2 separate regions of the Homo sapiens genome follow, and region 1 is linked to region 2. Evidence: chromatin loops called from intact Hi-C (ENCODE). Cell type or tissue: MCF 10A. All regions are shown on one strand. Links, peaks and the distances in the headings refer to the core of each region. The heading gives the core; the rest is flanking DNA. Region 1 has its middle 11 kb from the start of LINC01910. Region 2 has its middle 38 kb from the start of LINC01910.

Region 1 (11,325 bases), core at 3,972-8,971, 49 kb after region 2:
TGGTAGTTCTTACTCTGAGCAATTTTGTCCTCCCATGAGACATTGGCAACAACTGGAGACATTTTTGGTCCTCACAAATTGGACAGGGTGGAGGAAGGTGCTACTGGCAGCTGGTGGGTAGAAGCCAGGGGTGCCGCTAAACCCCTGAAATGCCAGGACAGCCCCACAACCCACACAGAGAAGTACATGATGCAAAATGCCAACGGTGCCAGGACTGAGAAGCCCTGGTCTACAGTATTGTATTATATACTTCTCTCAAACTGACAGGTCAGGTAGACTCTCTCTATATATTTGTCTGTGTGTGTGTGTGTATACATCTATATATGTTCGAATATGTGTGTGTGTGTGTGTGTGTATATATATATATGAAGCTGGACTTAGTGTACAGAGATAACTTTCACCCTGCCCAAAATATCATTATAATATGTAGATGTATATAAACATCTATACACACGCGCACATAAATATATATTCAAATATGTATGAAGCCGGACTTGGTATACAAAGATAACTTTCTATTCTACAAAATATATGTATTCTCTCCTATTTAAAACCTTTATGATTATATTTAAGCTTGATAGCATGTTTTAACTTAACATTTATTGTAAGTCAAACACAACTTTATACTGATCAGCATAAATTGGCTAAAAGTTTTTTATTTCTTGAACATTACCAAATTCGATCTTTTTAAAAAGTAAGATAAAATGCCGATCTGAACTTTTAAAGGAGGAAACCTGATGAGATACAGGTTCCCATTTCTCAAGACCTGGCATTGTGGAATCTGTCAGAAGTTACGAACTGGTGCAGGGATGATGGAATCTACCAGGAGTTAGCCAAGTTCTCATAGAAGCAGAGGGAAAGGGGGAAATTCAAAGGGTGTACGCTTAGCCGGGCAGGGTGGCGGGCGCCTGTAATCCCAGCTACTTTGGAGGCTGAGGCAGGATAATTGCTTGAACCCGAGAGGCGGAGGTTGCAGTGAGTCAAGACCGTGCCATTGCACTCCAGCCTGGGCAAAAAGAGTGAAACTCCGTTTCAAAAAAAAAAAAAGGGTGTGAGCCCTGGTCACACACGGATGCTGTGGGACAGGGACAGTCATTTAACTTAGAGACCATCCTACTTCTTAAACACTATCTGTTATCTGTTCTCTCCAGAATCGGGCTGACAGGGACTACAACAGCTGTTCCCTGGATAAGGTGCCATTAACCTTTACATTCAGCTAAACACTTCCAAAGAGCACTGATGCCCAGACGTACATGCACTCAGGGAGCAGTGGGGGTTGGAGAATGAAGGCGTGGATTGCTATAGACATCTTATTGCTGTGGCCTGAATGTCTGAATGTTTAGTTCTTCCCATACTGAAATCCTAACCCCTCAAGGTGATGGTATTACGAGGTGGGCCTTTGGGAGGTAATTAGGTCATGGGGGTGAAGCCTTTGTGAATGGGCTTAGTGCCCTTATTATAACAGAGCCCACGGAGAGCTCCTTGCTAGCACCACATGAGGTTATAATCAGAAGGCACCGTCTATGAAACAGGAAGCAGGCCCTCACCAGGCGCCAGATCTGCCTTGATCTTGGACTTCCCAGCTTCCAGCAATGTGAAAAAAAGTTTTTGTTGTTGTAAGCCTTCCAGTTCATGGTACTTTGTTACAGCAGCCTAGTAAACTAATAGACGTGGTGAAATCAATTCACCTCCAAGCTGACCTGGCTTGGTGCTTCCTAATCATGAATGGGATCTCTGGTTTTCTCCAGTCAAATTTGAGGCTATTCTCACTCAGAAGCATTTCATCACGTATCTTCCAGGCTATAACTTAATTGATAGGTATAGATGTATTTCCACTAACAAAACTGCTAACTTTGGGGAAGGAAAATGCTAGAGTCACCTTAAGCCTCATGCTTTTATCAGACAGACACATTAATCTGGGTCTGTGTACAAAAATTGCTTCCCACACACTCTCTGGAGTCTCAGAGGACCAGGGAAGGAATCTGGCAGGAGACAAGCAAAAGGCGATACACAGTCCACAAAGTGGCACAGGGGTTCTTCCGGCCCTGAGGCCTGTTGACATCACATTCATCATCCCTACATGCCAGGGCTCTGGCGGGCTATGGAGAATCCTCTGCGAGAGGGAGGATGTTTGCACGAATAACTTTCCTTTTGAACTCTTTCGACATTAGGACCTTATGCCAGGCTGCCTCATTTACCAAACACTTAAAAGATCAGGACTGAAGCCGTAGAAGGGGCTTCACTGGGAAGATGTGTCAGCCACACCGTGCAGCTATGTTGCAGTGTAGTTGCATGAGCTGTCCCAGATACCAAGTATGGAAGTTAAAAAAATTAATAAATAAAAATAAATGAACAAATCAAAAGGAGTAGGTGTGGTGGGGAGGGAGGAAGAGCAAGCACATGGATCATGCACTTTGGGAAGAGAAAATAAAAGAGGAATGAGTTTTCTTTTATCAAGGAAATCTAAATGACATGTTCAAGACCGTAGCAACCAATCTAAGTGTTTCCATTCTCCAAACACACAGATGGACCCTGGAGTGAGAGGGTGGAGACAGCAGTAAATGTGTTTTTCTGTCTCGTTGGAAATGTTTTTCCCGTTGATCTAGCAACACTGTTACATCGGTACAAATGCCCACAACCTTAGGAGAGTTAGGTTCAGGCCCAAAGTCCATTTTCTTGGTTAATCATTATCCAGGACTGTTTAAACCAGGCCATTAAGCTATAACGTAACATGCAGCCACCTATATGCTTGGATATCTGTGTAGTCTGAAGTGCCCTTTCCTTTGCATTTCCTTAAGTATCGAATTAATTTGCCTTTAGAGAATGAATTGATATTTTTAAGCCTATTTGATTGTTGGGTTTTTTACTTAAAAACAGTCTTTATTAAAATAGTTTTATTAAAAAACATAGTGGCAAAATTTCAAATTATTTCAAAACGTTTCATGCTCTACTTCTCTGTTCCCAGCTCTGCTCTAGTCACCTCAAAGAGATTCAGTTTGACTTCACATTTTTTGTAGGCAGATGTATCCACCAGCTGACACTGAATAAAAGAGCCCTTTCAGTTACTGTCCCTCTGGGCCCAATGGTAAAGTCACCAGTCCCATGAACTGGTCACCTCCCTAGTGAAGCGGCTACGTTGTCTGGGGTCTATACCCCGAGGTTCGTCATTGCACGACAGGAAAATGTAGGACATGGACACACACAAGGAGTTTAGGAGCAAATGTTTAATAGGCAGAAGAGAAAGAAAAACAGATCTCTCCATAGACAAGGGGGTCTCCCAGTGGAAAGGACCAGTCAGGTTTGAGGAAGCCGTGTCTGATTTACATAGGGTTCACAGATTGGTTTGATCAGGTATGACGTTTAGATAGTGTGTGGGGAAGGCTGGTCGCGCCACGATAATTTTATTATGCAAATGGGCTTTCCAGTTGATGGGTGCCATCTTATCTGGTCTTTACTGCACATGTGACTGACAAAGGGAAGGGAGGATGGCGCCGCCATCTTGAACATGTCTACTCCCTAGTTCCTGCAGGCATTCACTTGCCTGTCCCTCTGGGCCAAATGGTAAAGTCAGCAGTCCCATGAACTGGTCACCTCCCTAGTGAAGTGGCTACGTTGTCTGGGGTCTATACCCTGAGCTCGACTTCATAGGCTGCTCTTTATTAAAAAATGATCTGGGCTGCTTTTCATGAAAAAGAAAACAAAGCCTTACTGAAGACTCCCATACCTTCGTTATCTGCCTAAGTGATTTCTTTTTAACTCTTGTATCATTAGCAAGGAAAATGTCAGCAAAGAGGAAACAGGAATACGCAGCAGAGTGACAATTTGCACTAAGATGAGAGCAAAGTTTAACCAAATGGAAAAGCCAAATCATTGGTTACAACTTTACTTTACAGTGGAGATTACAAGTTCTTTTCATTTATCCAATTAACCAAGTGCCAAGAGGGTGTTAATAAAATTACGTTGAATTATTCTGAAGGGTACAGAGTTGTACTCTCTGGTACAACTTTCCCTAGATGCCTAGGTTTACAACCAATTTAGACTAAAACTAATTTTTTTTTTACTTGCACTTTACTTAATTCAGCACCTAAATAGGATGTACATTTGCTACTTAAGAAATACCAGAGGTCAGACGCGGTGGCTCACACCTGTAATCCCAGCACTTTGGGAGGCCAAGGTGGGCAGATCACTTGAGGTCAGGAGTTTGAGACCAGCCTGACCAACATGGCGGAACCCCATCTCTACTAAAAATACGAAAAAAAATTAGCCAGGCGCGGTGGCGGGCGCCTGTAGTCCCAGCTACTCGGGAGGCTGAGGCAGGAGAATGGCATGAACCTGGGAGGCGAAGCTTGCAGTGAGCGGAGATCACACCACTGCACTCCAGCCTGGGCGACAGAGCGAGACTCCGTCTCAAAAAAAAAAAAAAAAAAAAAAAAAAAAGCAAAAAGCCAATCACTTAAAACTTTTTTTTTTTTTTTTATCATCGCCTCTGACCCCTGGAGAATTCCACTGTAAATTAATATCTCCTTTTTACTTTTTCTGTTTTCAAGCAGAAAAAAAAGAAAATATAAAACCAACTTATTATTTTTATTAGTTTGATATACAAACCCTGAATATGTACAATTATAGATTATTTATAAATGTTTAAAGGAGAATAAAAATTACCCTCATAGCCCAAGCATAACAATGTTTTTATTTTCCATGTTTTCCCATCTTCTTGTCCATGGTTAGTTTCAAGAGTCATATAAATGCAAGTTTATATTCTGCTTTTTTTCATTTGAAATCATAACAAATATTTTCACAAATATCCACAGATATAATTTCTACTTCTTGTATAATGGTGACTTATTTCTCTACTAGATATTTTGTTTACTCCTGAGGTTTTGGTATTGCACATAGGGCTGTAATTATTATATCTTTATGCTTACAGAACAGAAATATTTTGTTGCGTTTGCTGTTGTTTTTTCGAGATGGAGTCTTGTCTTGCTGTCACCCAGGCTGGAGTGCAGTGGCATGATCTTGGCTCAGTGCAACCTCTGCCTCCCAGGTTCAAGCAATTCTCCTGCCTCAGCCTCCCTAATAGCTGGAATTACAGGCACGTGCCACCACACCGAGCTAATTTTTGTAATTTTAGTAGAGATGGGGTTTCACTATGCTGGCCAGGCTAGCCTTGATCTCCTGCCTCAGCCTCCCACCAAAGTGCTGGAATTACAGGCATGAGCCACCTTGCCTGGCCAGAACAGAAATGTTTAACCAGAGATTAACCTTGTCACAAAGCTGTCACTCCAGTAATTGTGTGTTTATGTGTGTGTGTGTGATGTTACTCTGAAAAAATTTTAATATCCCTTCTATCCTTAAATTCCATGATTCCCTCCATCATCAGAAAAACCTCAAGTGATCTCACTTAGATACCAATCAGACAACTGATGTTCAAACCAGTGATATTTACAATAGAATTGTTCAAAATCAGGGATAGCAAGGATTCCAGGATCATGAAGACAAAATCAGAGCACAAGCTACTCTCGCTATCAGAAAAGACAAAAACAAACAAACAAAAAAGGACACCTCTACTAGGCATTTCAGACACAACATCCTAGATGATGAACTAAGTTGATGTCTAAGCTTCATAGGCCCACTATGGACCTGCACTATCTCTGGGCAAAATAGGACATTTTGAAAAGGCCGTCTTGATTGTTTATCTCCAGTGAATCAGGAAGAAGGAAGGAAGAGAGAAGCCTCAGTATCAGATAGAACTTAGGGTACTAAAGCTTCGAGGTGGATGAGTACATATACAAAAGTTCCTCTGGACATGATTAGACACTCTGAGATTCTGCTTTTCTGTGTGACCCAAACAGCACTGGGTTTGAATCTACCAGGAGACAAAAACCAGGCTGTGTTTGTTCTGCTGAGCAACTGTCTTATTCTAGGGAAGCTATAAATAATAAAAGATATAATTTGTAGAATCCCATTATGTTATCATGTCACTTCAATTCATTTAATCCTCACAATTACCCTAACAAGGAGTTTGTTAACCTGTTTTTGTGACATCCATCTACACTCATCATGTTGAGAATGAATTAAATTCATCTTCTCTGATAAACCTGCAGCCTATCTGGATTAGGGGGAAAAAGGAAAGCAAACTCAGGCTCATCCATACTGTGACTTGCAGGGAACTGTGAGTAATCCACCAAAGAAACAAAGCCAGATAGAGTAGTACATTTTCTAGATAAACACAGGTGTCACCTGACCAGATTGGTGATTTACAAAGATGAGGCTGGATGCAGCATAGGGAATAAACTAGAGAGGAGGAGGAACTGTTAAGAGACTGCTGTCTCCTCTGTTCTCTCCATTCACATCTAGTTTCTTATTGCACAATGACCCCGGGCCATTTGTATTACCCACCTGAATTTCATAGTTAACACATCTGGAAACAAGCTTGTCATTATCCTCAGGGAATCGTTTGTCCCTTGGACTTCCTAATCTGCGTCAGTGGCCACATATATCATGCTCTTAGTCACAAAGGCTCAAAACCTCAGAATCGCTCTTGGCTCTCAGCTCCTCCTTGCTTCATCCTCTTTCAGCCTCTCGTCAAAGCCTGGCTGTCTGTTCTTTCATAATAAGGTTCTTTATTTCAACTCCTACTGTTACCAAAACTTCTCTAAGTTTTAAACAAATTTGAAGGGGTGGCTGCTTCTATATAATGACTCTGGAAGTCAGAAAGAGGCAATTATTGCAGAGAACTCCAAAATAGACCCAGAGCTCACAACCCAGCCTTCTCCTTTGCACAGCCTCCTCCTTTGCTCATCTGAGTCTGCATTTTGCCTGATATGTATTTTAACTGGCTCCATAAGAAGACAAGGGGAGAAGAGGGAAGGAAAATGAGGGGGAAAAATGAGACAAACTCCCTTGTAAATTGACTGGGACCAAATTGATCCTGGAACGTTCTGTCTGAAGCAGGATAGTTTGTCTCCATCAGTGCTTTTGCGCAACATAAATTGAGTGTCTTTTTTAAGCAATTTTTTTTTGAGTGTTTACAATGTGTTTGGCATTGTTCTAAATTTGCTATATATTAGCTCATTAATCCTCAAAAAGCCCCTATAAGGAAGGCACTGTTACTATTCTTATTTCACAGATGAGGAAACCAAGGAGCAAGAAGCTTAAAAAGTCACCTGTGATCACACAGCTGATAAAAATAAAACTAGAATTTGAGCCAAAAACCTGCGTTTCAAGTCCTGAGCCCAGCACCCAAGTATCATTCTATTATTGCGCTAGTTCCTGAAATTTACATGACTCTCCTGCAGCCTCCTCTCTTCCTTGTTAAATCAAGTTTAGCCTAAAGCTGCCTCCGTACATATTTTAAGTTTGGCCTAAAGGTTTTTCTGTACATTGCAAACTATAACAAGTGGAGTTGTAAACAGACAGACTGTAGCCTACTCTTGTGCCAGTCACTGAGTTTTGGCCAATCAAATGTGGTCAACTGTTCAAACCATCTTCAAATAAGGCAAACACCAAGCTGTAACCAATCCCACTGTTTCTGTTCCTCACTTCCATTTTGTGTATGTCACTTTCCTTTTTCTGTCCATAAGTCTTCTGCCACGTGGTTGTGCTGGAGTCCCTGAGCCTACTTCTGGCTCAGGAGGCTGCCTGATTCACCAATTGTTCTTTGCTCAATTAAACTCTGTTAAATTTAATTTGGCTGAAGCTTTTCTTTTCTTTTCTTTTTTGAGACAGAGTTTCAACTCTTGTTGCCCAGGCTGGAGTGCAATGTCACGATCTCAGCTCACCGCAACCTCCGCCTCCAAGGTTCAAGCAATTCTCCTGCCTCAGCCTCCCGAGTAGCTGGGATTACAGGCATGTGCCATGACGCTCAGCTAATTTTTTGTATTTTTAGTAGAGACGGGGTTTCTCCATGTTGGTCAGGCTGGTCTTGAACTCCCGACCTCAAGTGATCCACCCGTCTTGGCCTCCCAAAATGCTGGGATTACAGGCGTGAGCCACCGCACCTGGCTGAAGCTTTTCTTTTAACATCCTCCATCTCCCCTACTTCTGGGCTACCTTGTTCACCTGCCTCCACATCCAGACGTCATTCAGAAGTGATGACTCACTCTCTCTTTGATCATCTGAACTCCTGTAGCAATTTATCTCTTAGAGTACTTCTTACTTTCAGTCTGGTATAACCTACTCCTATCCTCCAGCCCTGGAGGTACCTCCAGGTGTTTCTAGGTGTTCTCAAAAAAGGAACCACTTGTACTTACAATGGAGCCTACTGTCAGCAGCTCCCTCAGGCAAGGCACCCCCTCCCCACCTAAAGCAGGACTCTTCTTGGCTCAGGGTTCCTTGCTCTGTCCCCAGGCGGCTGCATCAAAGTGGCCAGAAGAAGCACTTCCCCTTTGATCCATTCATCCAGGGGCTAACCCTGTACCACTTGCTACTCTGGCCCTGGGGATACATTTGTGATCACAACCAGAAGAAAATTCCTACCTGAAGAGCTTTCATTTAGTAAAGAGTCAGGTAATAAATATAAGAATAAAGAAAATACGTAGTATGTTAAAAGACGTAAGTGCTATGAAGAGTAGTAAACCAGGGTAAGAGGATGGAAATGCCTTTGGGGGTAGGAGGAGTTGCAATTTTAAGTCAGTGGTCAGGGTGGACCTCTCTGAGATATTTAAGCAGGAGTGGCAGGAAGTGAGAGAGCTGGCCAAGTGGATATGCTCCAGGGAAAGGGAAGAGCTGATGCCAAGCCCTGCAAGGGAGCCCCTGGGTGTGGTGGAGGCCGGGGACATAGGGACAGTGGAGAACAGTATGGCCATGTGCACCCTGGAAGAACTGCTGCTCCAAGTTAACTAGGTAGTCATTGTAGGGTTTCAAGGACAGGAGTAACAGGACCTAAGTTTTAAAAGGAATCCCAGCACTTTGGGAGGCTGAGGAGGGTGGATCAGTTGAGGTCAGGAGTTCGAGACCAGCCCGGCCAACATGGTAAAACCCTGTTTCTACTTAAAATACAAAAAGTAGCTAGGTGTGGTGGCGGGTGCCTGTAATCCCATCTACTCGGGAGACTGAGGCAGAATTGCTTCAACCTGGGAGGCGGAGGTTGCAGTGAGCCCAGATCGCGCCACTGCACTCCAGCCTGGGTGACAGAGTGAGACACTGTCTCCAAAATAAATAATAAATAAATTAAATAAATAGGATGACTTTCCAGGCAGGAGTGCAATACCACTTGCACTGTGTGCTCAAGAATGTGAAATAAGACCCATCAACTGGTTGCAGGTTTTTCTCCAGCCATGGCCAGCTGTAAATGTGTAGGTAGAAGTAAGTGGAGGTTTGGATTTGCTAAGATGGAACAAAGAAGGGAGAGCAGTAAGGAGTCTGAGGGTGTAAGATCCTGCAGAGCACTCAGAGAATATTTTTTGGACCCCAGTGTGGGCTGTTAGGGCAACAATTCTTCCCACTTCTATTTTGATTCCTTTTTCCCCCTAGATCCAGACAAGTACTTTGACCCAGAGATGAAGTCTATCAAATTTCCAAGTGGTACTCAGAATCTCAATCTTCCTCTAATGATTACATTTTGTTGCAGATAAATATGTTCACTTTGCTGCACATGTTTAATTTTCCCTACAAGACTGCAAGTTTTGAAGGGAAGAAGCGCTAATTCTTATTCATCTGTTTCCTCTCAGCAGAGGGTCTCTCTGCACTGGAATCACTTGGCAGCTTTTACAAATCATGATGTCTGGGTCCACCCCTAGAGAATTGGCCTTGAGTGCAGCCTGGGGTACTGGGCTCTTAAGAAACCTCAGATAATTCTGATGGGCACCAAGGATGGAAGCCTCGAGACTATATTATAAAGCAATGTCTCACATATAGAAGGTACTTAATAAATAATTGTTGGGAAATATTAATGAATGGGCCTGGGAAACAGCTTCTCAGCTAGCCTCCTGAACTCAGGTATATTTTTCTCCAGTAAGTCATCTTAGACGCTCCCTTCTGCAAAACGAAGCTTCCTGGAATTCACATTAAAACTTCTGCCTCAAAAACATCCTGCATTTCTTTATCATCTGCAATAGTGGCTCCCACACTTTGGTCCACAGGCTGGACCATCTCAAGAACTTTAAAATATGGCAGGTTCTAGGGCTTCAAACCTCATGGAGTTTCTGATGTAGTCACTGAGAAGCCCAGAAGTCTGCATTCCTATCGGGCTCCCTTCAGGATCCTCATATATACTACGAGGGTGAGAATGCTCGATCTACAAGATAAAACCCAATCTCCTTCCCCGGTTGTCAGATTTCTCCACCATACATTCCTATCCGATTTACAATCCTTTATTTTTGTATAATTCCAACCCAAATCTTCTGCCACAGGAAAGGAAATTAACCCAATGTTCATTATGGTGCCTTTACTTCCTAATTTTGTTCATGTTGTGCCTTCACCTCAGCTGACTCTTCATCCCTCTATGCCTGTCTCAAACTCATTCATTTTCCTGGACCTGATTCAAATCCTACTACTTCCTCCACAAGGCCATCCAGTTCATTACAGCCCAGTGATGTAACCCATCTTTGCCTAACCAAAGCATCACTTACTGGCGTAATTACTGCCTTTGGTTTAACTTGTTATGAAATAATGTGTTGTGTGTCTAATGAAGCTATTAGCTTCTGTAAGATGAGGGTAATTCTTCCATACCCCTTTGTATCCTAACTATAGTAAGACAGTGAATGGATGAAGGAGTCTATAGCATGTACAAAAATTTCCTTAGCATTTCCTCAAGTCTTTTTTTAATTGTCACAATTGAATTATCATAAAATGACTTCAACTATCTTTTAGGAAAGGCATAGCTATCATAAAATGAAGCTGTGAAGGTAAGTTGTGTTTTGTTTGTTGTGTTTTTAATGTCTACCCTGTGATAATCACTATGTATGAGGTACCACAGATAAGCTAACACACCTTAGCTATTGCAATAAAAACTTTTTTGTAAACAGTAAATGTGAATTGGGTCACATATGCTTTCTGGAGCTTTTATTTTATATTCTCCTTGAGCAGTATTAGTCATTTTACATATTGTATTTCCACTAATTACACTTTCTGGTTCCTGTAATCCAAAGAATGCTGCTAATATTTTTCATTTCTGATTCTATGAAAATTTTAAAAGAATTTTAAGGTTTTTATTGACCTAATAACTCCGCAGTGTTCCACTGTAATAATACATACACCCTTGTTTAGGGGCTTAGCAGGATTTATAAAAGTCTAACTTTTTAGCTGTGATAGAATAAAAAACACCCAATTTAAAGGCTTTTAGTGTCATAATGGGAAAAACACACTACACATCACTATTTACCC
Region 2 (11,325 bases), core at 3,320-8,319:
AATAAATTATTGAGATAATTTAACGCATTGATTGTTCAGATTAGAATTAAACAGAGTGACCTTTGAAAATTTCATCTCATGATTACTCTTCATGGTACCTACCATCAACTCTTTTCTTAACCATTGCTCAATACTTAATCCGCACTCCTAGTCCTACCTTCTAGCTTGAAGTTATCATTAAACTAAATAACAGCCTTTAAATGAAAAGCAGGATGATACAGTCTCATTATCTAAATACATAAATCATTTGGTTTTAATGCCACCAAAATCCATCACCACAGTAGCAGTGCCTTTCCCTTGTAACATGGACATTGTTTCTAGGTACTTGTTCTTCTAAGTCAGAAATGCTCTTCCATTATTACATACTTCATCTGTGACAACCATTTCTGAATTCAGGTTTTGTTTGTTTGTTTGTTTTTTGGAGACAAGGTCTTGCTCTGTCACCCAGGCTGGAGTGCAATGGTATGATCTCAGCTCACTGCAGCCTGGACCTCCTGGGCTCAAGCAGTCTGCCCACTTCAGCCTCTTGAGTAGCTGGGACAACAGGTGTGCACCACCATGCCAGGCTAATTTTTTTTTTTTTTTGTAGACGTGAGGTTTCAGCATGTTACCCAGGCTGGTCTTGAACTCCTGGGCTCAAAAAATCCACCTGTCCCAGCCTCCCAGAGGGCTGGGATTGCAGGCGTGAGCCACTGCACCTGGCTGAATTCTTGTTCCTAGTGGCTTTGGGTCCTAAGAAACTTCTGTTTGTTTGTTTGTTTGCTTGTTTAGAGACAGGGTCTCATTCTGTGACCCAGGCTGGAGTGCAGTGGCTCAATCACAGCTCAATCTAACCTAGAACTCCTTGGCTCAAGTTATCCTCCTACCTTGGCCTCCCAAAGTGCTGGAATTATAGGCGTGAGCCACCACACCTGGCCCTTAGAAACTTCGTAAACTATTCATTTGGGTGAACCTAGAAACACCTTAGTAGATCCATTAATTCATTTATTCAACCAACATTTGCTGAGCCCCTGCTCTGCTTTGAGCTCTCCTCTAGGAAGTATGGCAATGCACGCAGGGGCAAGTCTGCATTCTCCCATGTGAGTGAGGGCTTCACCGTCTCAGGTTGAGGTGGAAATGCAAGGGGCTGCGGACAGGAAGAAGCAGATAAAGGAAGGGGACCTGCTTTGCTGGCTGCAGGTACACAGTCAGCAGCTCTGACATGGGAGCTCTCCGTCAAGACATCATCGCAGAAGAGATGATTCTTCCTGCGTCTGGGACAACAGCATATACAGTCTCTACCAGATGGCACGGACAGTTTATGGAGGTGGATGTGTAAAGAAAACATCCTCCTCACCACTCACACCCCTCCCCTCACAAGCCTCAAAGCAGCTCAGAGCGTTCTGCAAAGAGGAGGCTCTGGTAGTGCCGCAAGCCCTTGCCTCCTGTTTACATGGCAGCGACTGTCACTCTTTTCCCCAGAAGAAATTTTGCTGTACTCTTCGAAAAGCAAATTAGGAAAGCATTCCCGCTGGCAAATTGAATGTGTCTTCCTGCCATTGCCAGCAGTGCCAGGGAAAAAGAATTGGGGAAGAAAATCAGGGTTTTTCCCCACAACCTCACCTATGCTTGAGTGTTGGTATCCACCTAGAAAGAAGAGTGAGTTTAGTGCTCAGTAACAGTCATGTTTTACCCAGAGCTGGTGGGCAAAGGCCTAGATGTCTGGCCTGCTTTGTCTAATTCTAGAGCTGAGGCTAGAGGAAAAGGCCCTTTCTCTGCGTCTTAGTATCTTCCTCCAACCCAAGATGACAATAAAACACACTTACTTATTTACATAGTTTGGATCTGCCCAAATCTCATGTTGAATAGTAATCCCCAGTGTTGGAGGTGGGGCCTAATGGGAGGTGATTGGATCATGGGGGTGAATTTCTTCCTTGCTGTTCTCCTGATAGTGAGTTCCACCTCAAAAGGGAGCTACCTAGTAAAACTGTCTTGCTGCCTATCAGGGTCTTTGAACGCATTCAGTGTTGAGGAGCAGTGTGACCATGTCAAATTTTGTGGCAAGAAAGTCCCTCCCTGTGAAAGACCATCCACCTGGCCTGACAGCAAAGCTGCCATGAATTTTCAAAAGCCAGTCCAGCTGACAGCCGGGAGGAATGCATGAGTCTCTAGCAGCCCAGAAAGGTAATGGAAAACAGGTCTTTGAAAATGACACATTTTACATTAGAAAGGCATTGGTATATACTAATGTTTTAATTCTTCAACACGTGATGCCACAGTCTCTGGATGTCTTCTGGAAAGACCTCTGTCACTCATACGCATGGTCATGGCCAGAGGAAATTAACCAGAGGGTAATGAGCAATTCCTACTGCTACAAAGAGGGCACCACTCATTGCCTACCAGACCCTCATCCAAGTGCTTTCATTAATTCATCTCATCCTCCAGTCCACCCTATGACGTCAGTACTTTGTAATCATCCTCATTTTCCGGTAAGGTGACTGAGGCTCAAGGTTAATGTCAACCGGAGATACTTACACCTGGAACATGAAGGGAGAGAGAAACAGAAATAAATAGAGATCTGAAGATAACAGAAAAGCAAGGAAATACCAGTAACTAGTGTCATATTACCTCCCTGCCAACTGAAGGGAAGTCCATTCGGATGATTAAAACATCTTAGGTATTCAATAGCTTATTTCTAGATAAATTATTTTTTATTTTAAAATACAAATAGAAACATAAAATAGACTAAAAACATGGTAATTAGTAAAGGTTCTTGTAACTGCCTTTGGATGTGTGAATTTGGTGAGGCTACAGGCTCCAGTGTTTCAGTCAAACCCTACTCTAGGGGTTGCTGGGAAGGTATTTTGTAGATGTCAGTCAATTCCGTAGTCAGTTGACTTTATTTGTTAAGGGAGATTATCCGAGATAATCTGGGGCAGCCCGATTCTGTCAGTTGAAGGATCTTAAAAGCAGAAATGAGGCTTCTCTGAAGAAATTCTGCCAGTGCATAGCAACTCCAGCCCCTTCTGGAGACTGCCCTGCAAATTTCAGACTAGCCTATCCAGCCCCATGGTTACATATCCAATTCCCTGCAATAAGCCTCTTAATATCTGTCTTCTACTGGTTCTGCTTCTCTGGTTGAACCCTGATACAGTTGTTAAAATGTTATTGTAATTAATGTATAAGGATGAATTAGTAGTATATTGTGCTGGTATAAAAGCTAGTACATTTAAGTGGTTTTAAATTTTTCCCTGTGTTCCCATTTACCTATGAACTTACACTGTCTCAGAGGAAGGACTCAGAAAATCATCTTGGTAAGCCCAAGTAAACTCTAAATGTAAATTCCATCTGAACAAATTATGAATGAGTGGAGTCTTAATAAAGTTGCAGAATGTTAAATGAGAGAGGAGAGAGTGAAAGATGCACCTTCTCTTTGATTTAAAGCATGTATTCACACACACACACACACACACACACATTTTAGAAGAGACCTACATGATTCCCATGTTTTCATTTATTCTAACAGCATTCACTGAATGCCAATGACATCCTGAACACCTTTCAGCTTTATGACTATATTAATCCTTTCTTGCACTGCTATAAAGAAATAGCTGAGACTGGGTGATTTATAAAGAAAAGAGGTTTAATTGGCTCACAGTTCTGCAGACTCTAGGAAGCAGTGTCTTCTGCCTCTGGGGAAGCCTCAGAAAACTTACAATCATGGCGGAAGGCAAAGGGGGAGCAAGCATTTCGCATGGTGGGGCAGGAGGGAGAGAGAGGGAGGGGAGGTGCCACACACTTTTAAATGACCAGATCTCACCGGAACGCACTCACTCTCAGGAGAACAGCACCAAAGGGGAAATTCACACCCATAAGTCAATCACCTCCCATTAGGCCCAGCCTCCAACATTGGGGATTACAAGTAAACATGAGATTAGGGTGGGGACACAGATCCAAACCAAATCAATGACTCTGCGTGTCATTCAACACCTCCACATCTCAGGTTCCTTCTCTGTAAAATAGGGTTACAAATTGTGCCAGCCTTGTAGGACCACAGTGATTGTTAAGTTAGTTAAGGTTTCCAAAGTGCTTAGAATAGTCTCACATGTGGTATGCAACATCTATTTTGTGGGCTGGGGAAGCTGGCAAGGACTTCACAGAGGAGGAGATGCTAGAAAGACTTGGATTGGGGAGGGAGCACGAGGTACTATCCTGAATCATGGGCAAACCGGTTGAGCGAAGCTTGGAGGCAGGAAGGAAGAAAGCTTGTGATAGTAACCCTAATTAAACCAGCCTGCCTGCCGTGAATGGTTCTTACTAGAATCCCCAGGAGAGAAGGTGAGGGCCAGATTTTGAACAAAGCAAAGCCTGGATTCTACCTCTAAACCACATATTCAAGTTAATCTTAAAAATGACAGTTCATGTTTTTCAAAAGGATTTTATGGTTAAACAAGTTTGGAAAACAGGGTTAAATAAAGACTAACAGGTTTCTTTCAAGCAGGATTTCCCCCAATGACCTTAATCTGCTAACACACTGCCAGAGGGGACCCACAGGCAGCAGTTCCCAAAATAGAGGACAGAATCCTCTGGCTTCAGAGCATCTCCCAGGAAAACTGTTCCGAGGTGCACACTCCTGCAAATGAAGCTTGTATTATCTATATTTTCTGCATTCTTGATGCTCTGGCATCTGGGGCCTTGCTGACAGGGGACAGACTGCCTCTCTGGGGGCTTGACAATTCTTAGAGATAGCAAACAACTCACCTGGGAGCCCATCCTTCATATGGAAACTAACAATCCAGAGCCAACACCCACCACATCTTCCACCTGGCACACATACCCCGGAGACAATGTTCATCTGCGCTCATCATCCAAGAGCCAGGTACCGGACAACTAGGGACAGCCTCTCTAGCCCAGAACCCACTGAAATTATTCAGGCTTACCAATCCTAAGCCTGCCTAGCCTTGCCTTTCCTGTGGAAGCCACAATAAAACTTCCTGCCCACACTCTGCCCCACCTCTCTCCTGCCTCCCGACACACCCTGGTGCTTCCTCGTGGGGCCCAGCAGGACACTTGCCCCCTCCTCTTGGGAACTGTTAGTAACAAACTGTCTTTTCCATACCAATCATCTCCCAACCTGTTGGCCTTACCATAGCTCAGTAACAATAAAACTACAATTTAAAATACTGGTGTTGGCAAGAAAGGACTTTCAAAGACGTTTAAGCAAAAGAGTAACATCATTATGTTTTAGAAATATTCATCTCACACATCCTCTCTATACTACATTTTGAATTCTCAGAGCATTGTTAGAGCCCCAGGAAGCCCAATACCAAACTGAAATGTTAATGGAGAGACACAGAGGGGTCTGGGAAGCCTGAACCCCCACATATATGGGAGAAGTCCTGCTAAATGTGATGAGACTTTGGGAGTACAGCATGTCTGAAAGAGGGCTGTCCCGTTAACCCACCTTGGATACCCTGTAGCCAGCTGTAGTTTCTCCACTGTGTTTAGGTGATTCTAGAGGTCAGAGGTCATCAGAACTTGTGATTCACCTGCAGCTTTGCAAATGGAGGTACCCCAAGGACTTGCAAGACAAATCCTACCTCTGAGCACTTCATTGCCTCATTTTTCTTATCAGCAATCTAAGGAGGTTGAGGTTGACTCACTTTGTAAAATACCTTCTGGCTCTGAAATTCTGTGATTCCTATTTTCTCTACAGAGCTACTAATTCCAGCAAATTTTATAATCCTATAAAAATCACTCTAAGTCACAAATATCAGGATTGCTGTAAAACTTTTCTATGTCCTTTTGTTCTTTTCTATGTGATGCCAGTTCTCCAAAGGGCACTTCTCTTTTGTGAGTTACAATTACCCCTACTATTTATTGTGAGCCAATTAAAATAAATACTGTACTTTGGAAAAGGAAATGTACTTTTTTTCCTACACCCATGCCAACCTTCATTCCACACCTTGCCCCATCATTTAATCAACTGTGATTTTTATCTACAGTTGGAAAAGACATCAGGGAATTAATGACTCACCGCCCAACCAGAGCTCTTTTAGGTCAAGAGGGCACAGGCTGCGGCCCCCCCTCCTCCCCCATGCAAAAGAGCACTTGGCAGAACCCTGAATGGGAACTGCAGTGAAAAAAAATAAGGAAATGAATCACTGGGCTTGACCAAGACTTACTAGCTCTGTCTCCAAATGAAGAAACAATGACAAAACTGCTGGTTGTCTGATAAACAAATTAGAGCCAAGAGTGGGAGACAGAAAGATTTTAGCTGTTATCTTCTAAAGGGAGAAGTTTGCAACCTGCTGGAAGGTGCTTCTCTGGACTTCCATGAAAACCAGCTGTCTGTCATTTGATCTCTGTGTGGATCTCAGGTTTCTCATATATAAAATGTCAGTTTGGAGACAAATGGTATTTCAAATTAAATGTCTTCTTTAGTCATTAAATGTGGAGCTCGATACTGAATCCTTTGACCATGCTCTTTTTTCAATACAGAAGATAGATGCCCAGGTATTACCGGATTGTAACAAAGCTACCAAAGAAGTATGATCATTGCTTAAAGAAATATTTGTGCAAAGCGGGGAAAATAGCCTTACAGTCAGGAGCATTAATCCCACCTAAGCCAGCCAAAATTAGAATGCTTGACAGCACAATTTGAAGGAGAAGGAAATGAGCAAAGAAGATGACGACTGACATTTAGGTTGGCCAGTGGGTTATTAGTCATAATAAAGAAAGGCAAAAACAATAATAAAGTAGAAAAGATTTGCCCCATTAGTCAGCAGTGTAAAGAAGCAGGTGTAAATGATAGCACTGAACATTGGAAGATGTGGACCATGCCGGAGAAATTGTCCCTGCGGAAGCATTCAACTGTTGTAGTCAAACAATGTTGTAATTATTCTTACACTCTTGTAGGCCCATCACTATATATATTTATTCAATATTTATTTATTGAACATCTACTTATATATAACTACCTTAATCACTTTAGTACCTATGGAGACGAATAATTTCTGCATTTAAGAACTTTTCTGGCTAGGCATGGTGGCTCATGCCTGTAATCTCAGCACTTTGGGGGGCTAAGGTGGATCGCCTGAGGTCAGGAGTTCAAGACCAGCCTGGCCAACATGGAGAAACCCCGTCTCTACGAAAAATACAAAAATTAACTGGGCGTGGTGGCGGGCACCTGTAATCCCAGCTACTCGGGAGGCTAAGGCAGAAGAATTGCTTGAACATGGGAGGCAGAGGTTGCAGTGAGCCGAGGTCATGCCACTGCACTCCAGCCTGGGTGAAAGAGTGAGACTCTGTCTCAAAAGAAAAAAAAAAGAACTTTTCTGTTACGTAAGGGCAACAGCTAATGATAACCCACTATAAGTACTATTGCACTGATAAATAAAAAGAACAATGAGCAAAAATATTCTTACCAAAAATCTTATGCTCAAGGTGAGATTAAAGCTTGCTTCAAAGAACGGATAAGATTTTAACAGGCATGTTGAGAGGAAAACTATTCTAGGAAGATTAAACAGAAAGAGCAAAGGTATTCCTTAAAATGGTTTACAAAACCCTTCCAAAGTTGACCCCACCACTCACAGTGCCTCATTGTCTGTAATCCCAGCACTTTGGGAGGCTAAGGTGGGAGGACTGCTTGAGCCTGGGAGGTCGAGGCTACAGTGAGCCATAATCTCACCACTGTACTTCAGCCTGGGTGGCAGAACAAGAATCTGTCTCAGACACACAAAAAAAGCTGATCCCCACTTAAATTTCCTGCTTATAATTCTCCCCACTCACCAAACTTCCTGCATCCTCCTATTTGTCATGTTTTCTGAAACCTCAGGACCAGAAACAGTTTTTTCCTAAACTTCTATACCTAGAAAACTCCTGATTTCCACTAGAATAGAAAGTAATTATTTCAGGCTTTGAAGACTATGCGGTCTGACTCACAACTATTCAATTTTGCTGTTATGCTGTGAAAATAGCCATGAACAATATTTAAATGAATGAGCAGGCCGTGTTGCAATATAACTTTATTTACAAAAACAGGAAGAGGATTGGATTTGGCCCACAGGTCATAGTTTGCTAACCCCTGCTATGGTGCAACATCACTCTCTCCTGGAAGGGAATGATGTTTTTAGTCCCAAGAAATATATGGAATGCAACTGTCTCATGTACTATTGGTTGTTTAATTGAAATTCAAATTTAACTGAGCGTCCTGTGTTCTATCTGGCAATCCTAATAAATGTCCATCAGAACTTCCTGTCTTCATAACAGCAATGCCAAAAATCCTAAGCGCTCAATTTCTGGTAAAACGTGTGTCTCTCGCTTTTCTCCAGCGGACGTTTCCCCCATCCCTTCATCTTCAATTCCCATTCCCCCAGACTCTCTCCCCTCTACAAGTTTGTTAATTGTTTTTAGAGAATGAGAAAGTAATTTTCATTTCTTTAATGAGTGTTTAAAGAATTAAGGAACGTTTGTCATGGCAGATACAGAAAATAACAGTCTCAAGATTCTCTCATTCCCTGGGTTTTATACCGTTGTATTAATCTAAAAGCTACCCATTTCATCATCTCCTTTTAATTCTCCCTGATGATTCAGGAGCTGTACTGCCTGTGGTTGGATTTGCTGCGATAACTTATCTCCATAGGACAGGAATTTATGAACTGGTTGCATTTAGATTGGAGCTGTTTTCAAGAGTCTCCTGAGCTGACCTTTTAGAGTAAACCTCTAATCTCCAATGCAGAATTAAAGACTCTGCTTCTTATGAAAGAAATCACAGGCACCAGCTACTCTTGAAGAATGTTTTCTTGTTGTGGGAGGTGGGGAGTGGGGCAGGAGTTAGCAACTGAGTGGAGAGGAATCTTAGAACCCGCGGGCTCTGCCGGCCGCAGCTGTCTCGGCACCTTTTTTCTCAGTCACTGGGGTCACAGCTCTTTCCTCTGTGTCCTCCTCTTCTTCAGGTAACTCACCCTCTGCCCTCCTAGCTGTTCACACTAACATACACCATTTATATTCTAAGGGAGCATTAGTGTGTGTTTTTAATGATTAACTGCTCTAACACAGGTGCCTTCTGGCCGCTTCCACCCAAAACCTCCTTCAGCTGAGACCCTGCGAAGTCTTTCTGCCCCTCCTATGGTCGGGGTCATAGCAGTGACAATATGGCTCTGGTGTGGGAGGTGGCAGGGGAGACTTAGGGTCAACCCTGCTCTAAATCACTGTCATCTTCAACTGCAGAATATAACTAATACTGAAACCCACAGACCACAGAGAAGAAACACCCACACTTCCAACTCAGATTATAAAGCACAAACCCTTCTGTCTCATCTCCCACGTGCCTCCCGCCTCACCTATCCATAAGCTGCCCTTCATGCTGCTGGAAGAATATTCTTTCTGAAACATCAATGCTCACCTGTCTCTCCTGTGCCCAGGACCAGCCCTGGTATCTAGGGGCTGCAGGGCAGAATCCAGGCTTGCCTTCACAGTCTCCTCCTTTGGGCATCTCTACTATCCCAGCCTCGTTCTTCAGTGCAATCCACAGTCAGCTTCACACGGCTGTGCGATCCTCAAGCGTGAGTGTGTTTTCTGTGCCACTCACTCTTTCATCCATTCAGTCAACAGATATTAACTGAATATCTGACTTAAGCCAGGCGCAGTGAAACACACTGGGGATAAACTGGTGGAATGAACTTACAGTCCATTGACGGATGAAGAGAACTGAACAGGGTCAGACAGAGTGATGAGAGCCCAGGGAGCACATAGGAGGAACAATTCAGAGAGGGAAGGACGTTCTGGATTTTTCTTTGCCACATCAGGCAACTCTGTGTGTGTGTGTGTGTGTGTGTGTGTGTGTGTGTGTGTGTGTGTGTAACTCTATACTTGTAATGTGGAGTCATCCCAGCAAAGATGCCTGACTGAGGTCTCCCTATTTTTATTTGTGTCCTCTTGTGTTCCTTACTTTATCACTGCCATTTTGCCTATTACCATTAAATTGTTTTACAAAGAACAATACACCTATTCTCCAGATTAACCCCCAAAACAAATTTAAATACATTGCACCTAGCCAGCTGCAAAATCCCTATTTCTACTTGGGTCTGGGAATTATAGTATCCACCAATAACAGTACAAACAGATCGCTGACATTTGTACTACAGATGGTAATTTGACACATTTATTGCTCTCAGACCAAAGATATTCCTGGAGGAATTAATTTTAATTTCTTTCTAGCTATTTTTTTATTACCAATAGACAATTACTTAGATAGCATCTTGAGTAAACGCACCCCTTGTATCCTAAGCATCCTTTTTAGCCAACTCAATGGATGAGCAAACACATTGCCTCCTCTGATAAGTGTGTTGCCTTTAGATCCCAGCATCACGATCCATCTCTCAGACCTGCAGGAAATGAGATGCTATCACGTCAAGTATTTGCTTTATTTGTCTGGGGAAAATTAGCTCTTCAATTTCAAGCTTAAGGGTCCTGGGCAGAGTCGTGTTCTAGAAAGATATGTTGCACTGTGTTGCATTGAACCTGAATCCGTAATCTCAGAGGAAGGTGGGGCCAGCAGAGTCTCCAGAACTCAGCTCAGGCAACAGCTCCACGGTAGCAGGACAGCAGGTGTCACCTCTGACATCTCGCGAGCCTCCGCTCCATGGGACTTTCATCGATGAATTGACCAATAACATTTTTTCCAGTAAAATAAAATCATTTTAATGAAATAACAAAATAAAATTGGGGAAGGTTTTTGAGATTATTTTCTTTAACCAGTATTCCAATACTTTCATATACTGTATAATTTTAATGTTCTCTTAATTGTCTTTTTTTAGTAGTATTATTATTTTAGTTTTTTTGTTTTGTTTTGTTTTGTTTGAGATGGAACCTCACTCTGTCGCCCAGGCTAGAGTGCAGTGGCATGATCTCGGCTCACTGCAACCTCCGCCTCGCGGGTTCAAGCGATTCTCCTGCCTTAGCCTCCCAAGTAGCTGGGATTACAGGTGCATGCCACCACACCCAGCTAATTTTTGTATTTTTAGTAGAAACGGGGTTTCACCATGTTGGCCAGGCTGGTCTCGAACTCCTGACCTCAGGTGTTCCACCCACCTCAGGCTCCTGAAGTGCTGGGATTACAGGCATAAACCACTGTGCCCAGCCCAAAGCCACCACGCCTGGCCCTGTTATCTTAATTTTCAAAAATAAAACACTCCCAGAGACTTAAGGATATTTAAAAAGTTTTGAAGATAAATTCTAACTGCGGCTACATCCGGAGGGAGAGATTATGGGATTAGTTCTACTTTTTTATTTTCTATATTTTGTATGTTTGAATTTCTTTCAGAGATAATATACTTTCTCATA

Evidence for each region. Peaks named below come from ENCODE experiments on the same cell type or tissue, not always from the same donor. Only the 100,000 strongest peaks of a DNase experiment are listed, where the experiment ranks them.
Region 1: a loop joins it to region 2, with 3 times the contacts of the local background. A loop is called at or near these places in 15 of 110 quality-filtered maps.

Annotation. Positions count from the first base shown.
Region 1 is chr18:70,368,310-70,379,634 of GRCh38, reverse strand. No RefSeq gene overlaps it. Among named protein-coding and RNA genes, the nearest start is that of LINC01910, 11 kb to the left of the region's middle. In MCF 10A, for the core only: no CTCF peak of the experiment used is centred there; a DNase peak (open chromatin) is centred at 6,454.
Region 2 is chr18:70,417,028-70,428,352 of GRCh38, reverse strand. No RefSeq gene overlaps it. Among named protein-coding and RNA genes, the nearest start is that of LINC01910, 38 kb to the right of the region's middle. In MCF 10A, for the core only: no CTCF peak of the experiment used is centred there; DNase peaks (open chromatin) are centred at 6,082 and 8,032.